Linked DNA regions of Homo sapiens: region 1 is linked to region 2. Evidence: read pairs that join two places in POLR2A ChIA-PET (ENCODE). Cell type or tissue: Panc1. All regions are shown on one strand. Links, peaks and the distances in the headings refer to the core of each region. The heading gives the core; the rest is flanking DNA. Region 1 overlaps SEC14L1 (SEC14 like lipid binding 1). Region 2 has its middle 9.4 kb from the start of MIR6516.

The links. Peaks named below come from ENCODE experiments on the same cell type or tissue, not always from the same donor. Only the 100,000 strongest peaks of a DNase experiment are listed, where the experiment ranks them.
Region 1: POLR2A ChIA-PET joins it to region 2 with 7 read pairs; 17 of 35 experiments call an interaction of 5 or more read pairs at or near these places.

The regions. Positions count from the first base shown.
Region 1 is chr17:77,163,473-77,166,281 of GRCh38, forward strand. All of the region lies in intron 3 of SEC14L1 (SEC14 like lipid binding 1), which reads left to right. Among named protein-coding and RNA genes, the nearest start is that of SEC14L1, 24 kb to the left of the region's middle. RefSeq lists an enhancer at 1-384. In Panc1, for the core only: no CTCF peak of the experiment used is centred there; no DNase peak of the experiment used is centred there.
Region 2 is chr17:77,097,454-77,100,262 of GRCh38, forward strand. It overlaps a transcript of SEC14L1 not described here. Among named protein-coding and RNA genes, the nearest start is that of MIR6516, 9.4 kb to the left of the region's middle. In Panc1, for the core only: no CTCF peak of the experiment used is centred there; no DNase peak of the experiment used is centred there; H3K27ac peaks cover 2,286 bases.

The DNA of each region.
Region 1 (2,809 bases), core at 96-2,595, 66 kb after region 2:
TTTCTTTTTCTCCTCCTCTTCCCTCCTCTTTGGTTTTATACTTTAGCTATGAAGGCCATTTACCAGAGTCAAACTTGTTGTTAACAAGCAGAATTTTTAAGTTCATTCAGAGAGTCCCTCAGACTTTTCTGAGCCTGTTCACTTGCAGAGAGCAGACGCTGTCACCATGTTCTTCGTGTCATGCATTCACATGGATATTCAGTCTTCATATGCTGTCAAGTTTCTTTAAGATCAAAGGAGCGGCTCGCAGCGGGGCCACATAGATGATGACTTTTCTCTTTCTCATAAAACCCCCAGCCTTCCGTTTTTTCTTCGCACATACCGAAGAGCACCTGGTCTTTCTCTATGCCCCAAGTTGCAATTCTCTTTTCCCAAATGAAACTGTTTTAGGGATTCAGCTTTATATTTTTATTTGACCTTGACAAGCCCAGGGTGAAGATGATACTGCTTGGCCTGGAGAGGAGCCTGGGCTCCTGGGTGGCAGCCAGGGATCCTGCCACTGAACCGCAATTTGCAAAATACTTAAAGAACATATAACAGGTCTAAGAACAACATTTAGAGAGTGCTTGTGTGGCAATATCTTGTTTATTGCCCACACTTACTTTGTGGGTAGGCTCTTTCATCCCACTTTACAACTGAGGAAACAGGTTGAAATTGGTTACTAAGTGATTGCCCTGACCTGGCTGCCTCGCCTGCTGACAGCGGTGTGGGCTGACCCGGTACCGTGCCCCCGAGCAGGCAGAGCGCCTGTGCCCACCTGGAGGCCATCAGCCCACGGCGCTCAGGCACTTGGCTTTCATAATTCCCAACAGGGCCAGTTTGCAGTCTTTGCTTTAAAAGACCTCTCTGGGAGTCACTCTGAACCAATTCTGGTTTGAGGGAGGACTGCCCAATTTGGTCAATTAAACTCAATTTTTTGAAAAACCTCCCAATTTCCCCCCACCTCTTTTCCCTTTTGCTCTGTCTGGTGTGATCCGTCTCCCTGCTGGGCAGTAACCCTTTTTCCCAGCGCTCCCCCTTTGTTGGTGGCTTTCCTTCTGTTTGCTTGGACAGGAGGCCTTTGCTTCCAGGTTGTCCAGCTGGGATTCAAATCAAGGTCCATTGACACAAGAGCCCAGGCTCTAATTTGCTCTGCCATATGCCTCCCCGGTTTGTGTCTTAGTCCTAGAATGACAGTGCTGGAGGAGTGGAGGGAAAGGACACTTGGATAGCTGAGTTGCAGACATGATAATTGGGTGGGTGCGGGTGAGGGTGGTGGTGATGCGGAGTGGGAGGAAGTTGCTAGGAAAGCTGAGCTTAAAATAGCTGAAGGCCATAGATACTGGTACAGTGTGGAGTCTGGCAGATAATTGTGTGGCAGAGAAGGCTTTTGTCCTGAGAATAGTAGATGACCTCCCAGAACTGTGGGAACAACAGTCTCATGTTTACATTTATTCAGGCCACAATGGAGCTGAGCAATTCGCTTCCTGACATGAATTCTTTCTCTTCCAAGTAGATCGTGTTTCCTTATTCTGTGGAAAACGTTAATGCCATTAGAAGCCAGATTGAGGGCTACCTGTAACCGGAAACCTCTGCAGAGAACATCCTGTTACTCAGTACCCCTTTTTCTTCATTTATTTTATGAAAGTTCCCTTTCCACTTGACTGATATTTATCTTCAGGGCCATATTTTCTCCTTCTGTCAACCGAATATAGTATACGTAGCTAATCAATGAATTAGATAACTAAATCCATATATTTCCTCTTCTTCTGTGAACCCCGAATATCTGAGACAGGTCTTAGTTAATTTAGAAAGTTTATTTTGCCAGGATTGAGGACGTGCCTGTGACACAGCCTCAGGAGGTGCTGACAACATGTGCTCAAGGTGGTCAGGGCACAGCTTGGTTTTACTTATTGTAGGGAGACAGGAGACATCAGTCAGTATATGTAAGATGTACATTGGTGCTGTCCAGAAAGGCGGGACAACTCGAAGCAGGGAGGGGGTCTCCAGGTCGCAGGTGGGTGAGAGAGGCAGCCAGAAGCATTTTTCTCAGTGAGTAGAGGGGTGACTTTGAGTGGAATGGGAGGCAGATTTGCCTCCCAGTTTGACTTTTCCTTTTAGCTGAGTGATTTTGGGGCCCCAAGATTGATTTTCCTTTCACAATTTATATGATAAGGGGAGTGTTTTATTCCCAGTGCCTGAACTGAAGTATGATCATTTTTTTTGCCATTATCTTCCTTTGGCCTTTTCTTTTCTCTGTAGAAGGCAGGAGACCTAATATGCTCCTATTTATACCTAGTTCCTTTTTTTAGTCGGCTAATTATTTACTTAAAATAACTGGTTCCTAGCAAAGTCTCATGAGATTTACATCTTGTAATTTTAGGGTCATGAGTGAGATAATTATTTTAGTTTGGTGAACACATGGATTTTATTTGGTGCATTTCCAAAGTTTAGTAGAAAAGATAAATGTCAAATGAAAATGTTTAGTGTTTTAAACTGTTTGCATTCAGAAGGTCCCCCTCCTCATCTTGTGCATAGCTCAGCTGGTTCCTGGACTGTGGGCCTGACAGCGGCTTTACTTCATTGCCAATAGTGTCTTCCTCCTTGAGAGGTTCATGTGTTGCACAGAACAGTAGCCACACTTATTGAGTATTGTACTTATTCTTTGTTTTTGAGATGAGATCTTGCTATGTTGCCCAGGCTGCTGTCGAACTCCTGGGCTCAAGTGATCCTCCCACCTTGGCCTCTCAAATTGCTGGGATTACAGGCCTGAGCCATCATGCTTGGCCCCCTACTTATTCTGTGTCAGGGCCTGCCAAACATTTTATGT
Region 2 (2,809 bases), core at 184-2,683:
CTCGGGAGGCTGAGGCAGGAGAATCTCTTAAACCTGGGAGGCAGAGGTTGCAGTGAGCCGGGATTGTGCCACTGCACTCCAGCCTGGCGACAGAGCAAGACTCCATCTCAAGAAAAAAAATTTAAAAAAAAGAGTGCTGATTGTTAGCTGGTGGGAAAGTGGACTTGCTGGGTGGGGGCGGGGGAGTGGGGAGAATGACCATTCTGAAAGTGTAATCTTCAACAGAGTACTGTACGTTCTCTGGCTTATTAGCCCGGTGAACAGCTTTCTGATGGTTTTAGTTGAACAAGTATTGCTGGATATGTTAAAATACAGCCAGAGGCAAAACATACTCCCTCCTCTCAGAGAACTTATATCCCAGGATAGGGGAGACTGGAAACAGGTCATTAGAATATGCAGAATAACAGATGAGTGCTATGGAGAGAAAGACAGCAGCCCCACTACGGAGGAGCACGGGATGGGGTTTGCAATTTTAGATGGGTGGCCTTTAACCAAATCCTTCAGTGAGAGTAAGTCACATGATGACCAGGAAGAGCACCCCAGCAGGGGAGGCAGCCAGTGCCCTGGCACACAAGCAAAAGGAGTTGATGAGAGGGCTGGGGGGCTGAGGCCAGATCTCATGGGGCCTCACATGGAGGAAAGTGTGGGACTTCTGCCTTTTCTCTGAATAGTGTCCGTAGCTTACATATTCTATCTACTCTTGCCTTTTAGGAACCATTTTTCCCTCTAATGGTAGTTTACGTTAGAAGTATTTCCTGTTCTAGGCCCGGTGCAGTGGCTCATGTCTGTAATCCCAGCACTTTGGGAGGCCAAGGCAGGTGGATCACCTGAGGTCAGGAGTTCGAAACCAGCCTGGCCAACATGGCAAAACCCCATCTCTACTAAAAATACAAAAATTAGTCAGGCGTGGTGGTGCATACCTGTAATCCCAGCTACTCGGGAGGCTGAGGTACGAGAAATGCCAGAACCCAGGAGGCAGAGGTTGCAGTAAGCCATCGTCGTGCCACTGGACTTCAGCCTGGGCGACAGTGAGACTGTCTCAAAAAAAAAAAAAAGTATTTCCTGTTCCTACACATTGGCCCATTGAGAGGATCCCAGGTCTATGCATGGGGACACCGTCTTTTTGGCTCATGTTGAGCCACATGTCCTGCAGTATTTGGAAGTGTTCTGGGACAGACTTTGTTCACATAAAGATCGCGTGCCCTTCACTGCAGTGATGAAGCTGGAGACTGTCTTTCTCTGTGACAAGGACCTCAGCCCTGGATCTGTCCTCTCCTAGTGCCCACCTCATTCATGGAGCTCACCCCGTGGTTTTGGAATTGTTTCCTTCCCTGTGCCTTAGCTTCCCTGAACACTACTTCTACACTAGCTCCTTGAGAGTGGGAGCCCTGGACTTATTGCTTTTTCAACAGAGTAGATATGTGTGTTTCATTTATATCAGTATTTAAATTGCTAGCAACAAGACCACAAAAACTACATTCTCATAGAAGCCTGTTTGGGTTTGATGTGGTTACATGTGATTAATGTATTTGAAATAGTTATTTGTTGTGATTTTTTTTTTCAGATCAATTATGCAGCTACAGCCAAAACCAAGTTCTTTTTATTGCAATGGTAATGAAAGGAGCCCCGTGTAAGTCACTGGAAGGTCACATGTTCACAGACTGTCAGCTGTGGAGGGTTATGTAACAGTGGTTATGCAATGCCACGTTAGAACTACAGCCCGAGCAGCAAAACATTTAGATAATTTTATTGAATTAAAATAAGACTTCCACTCTCTTTGAATGACAAATCCCTTTTAACAAAACCAAGACTTGGGTTTTAATGTTGACTCCCACACGAGGCTCCGTAAGCCACATTTTACCTTCTATGCGTGGCTGGCCCCATTGAGTAGATTTCTGAAAGTCAAATTTCTGACATGAGCCTATTTGAAAACTTTGCTCAGTTGTCATCTTCTATCAGGATGAGTTATGGACGAAGCCCCCCATAAATCCTAAGGCACATCTTGAAGCCCCTAAAATCCAAAGGCATGGCCGGGCTCACATCTGTAATCCCAGCACTTTGGGAGGCCAAGGCGGGTGGATCACTTTGAGGTCAGGAGTTCGAGGCAAGCCTGGCCAACATGGTGAAACCTCGTCTCTACTAAAAATACAAATATTACCCGGGTGTGGTGGCACACTCCTGTAATGCCAGCTACTTGGAGGCTGAGGCAGGAGAATCACTTGAACGTGGGAGGTGGAGGTTGCAGTGAGCTGAGATCACCCCACTGCATTCCAGCCTGGATGACAGAGTGAGACTCTCTCAAACAAAAACAAAAAAAATCCTAAGGTACGTGAGTCTCCTTCACTAATGTACTGTCTTTGTTCCAAGATACTTCACCCCTTCGAAAGTTAACGGGGAAGATCAAAAGGAGGTATTAAGAGATCAAAATGAAATAAAGGCTTCATGCGTTTTTTGTTGTTTTTTTTTAACATGCCCCAGCATTACAACAAAAACATGTCTTTTTGTTTAAAAAAATTTTTTTTCCCAAAGTAATACATGCATTAGTTCAAAAAATTCATAGAACTAAAAGGCTTCTAACACTAGGCTAAGCTTCCCTGCTCTGGCGCTCCCAGCGGGAGCCATTTTCCATTCCTTCAGCTTCGCTGGTTTTGTTTCCGAGGAGCGGGCGTGCTGCGCTGCTTCTCTTTGAGTCATCTGGGTCCTCGCCTGTTGACTTTCTTCCTGGTAGATGTGGACTGACCTCTTCCTGGTAGATGTGGACTGACTTCTGCCTATTCACCCTCTGCTTCCCCTTCTGCACCCTCCGAGC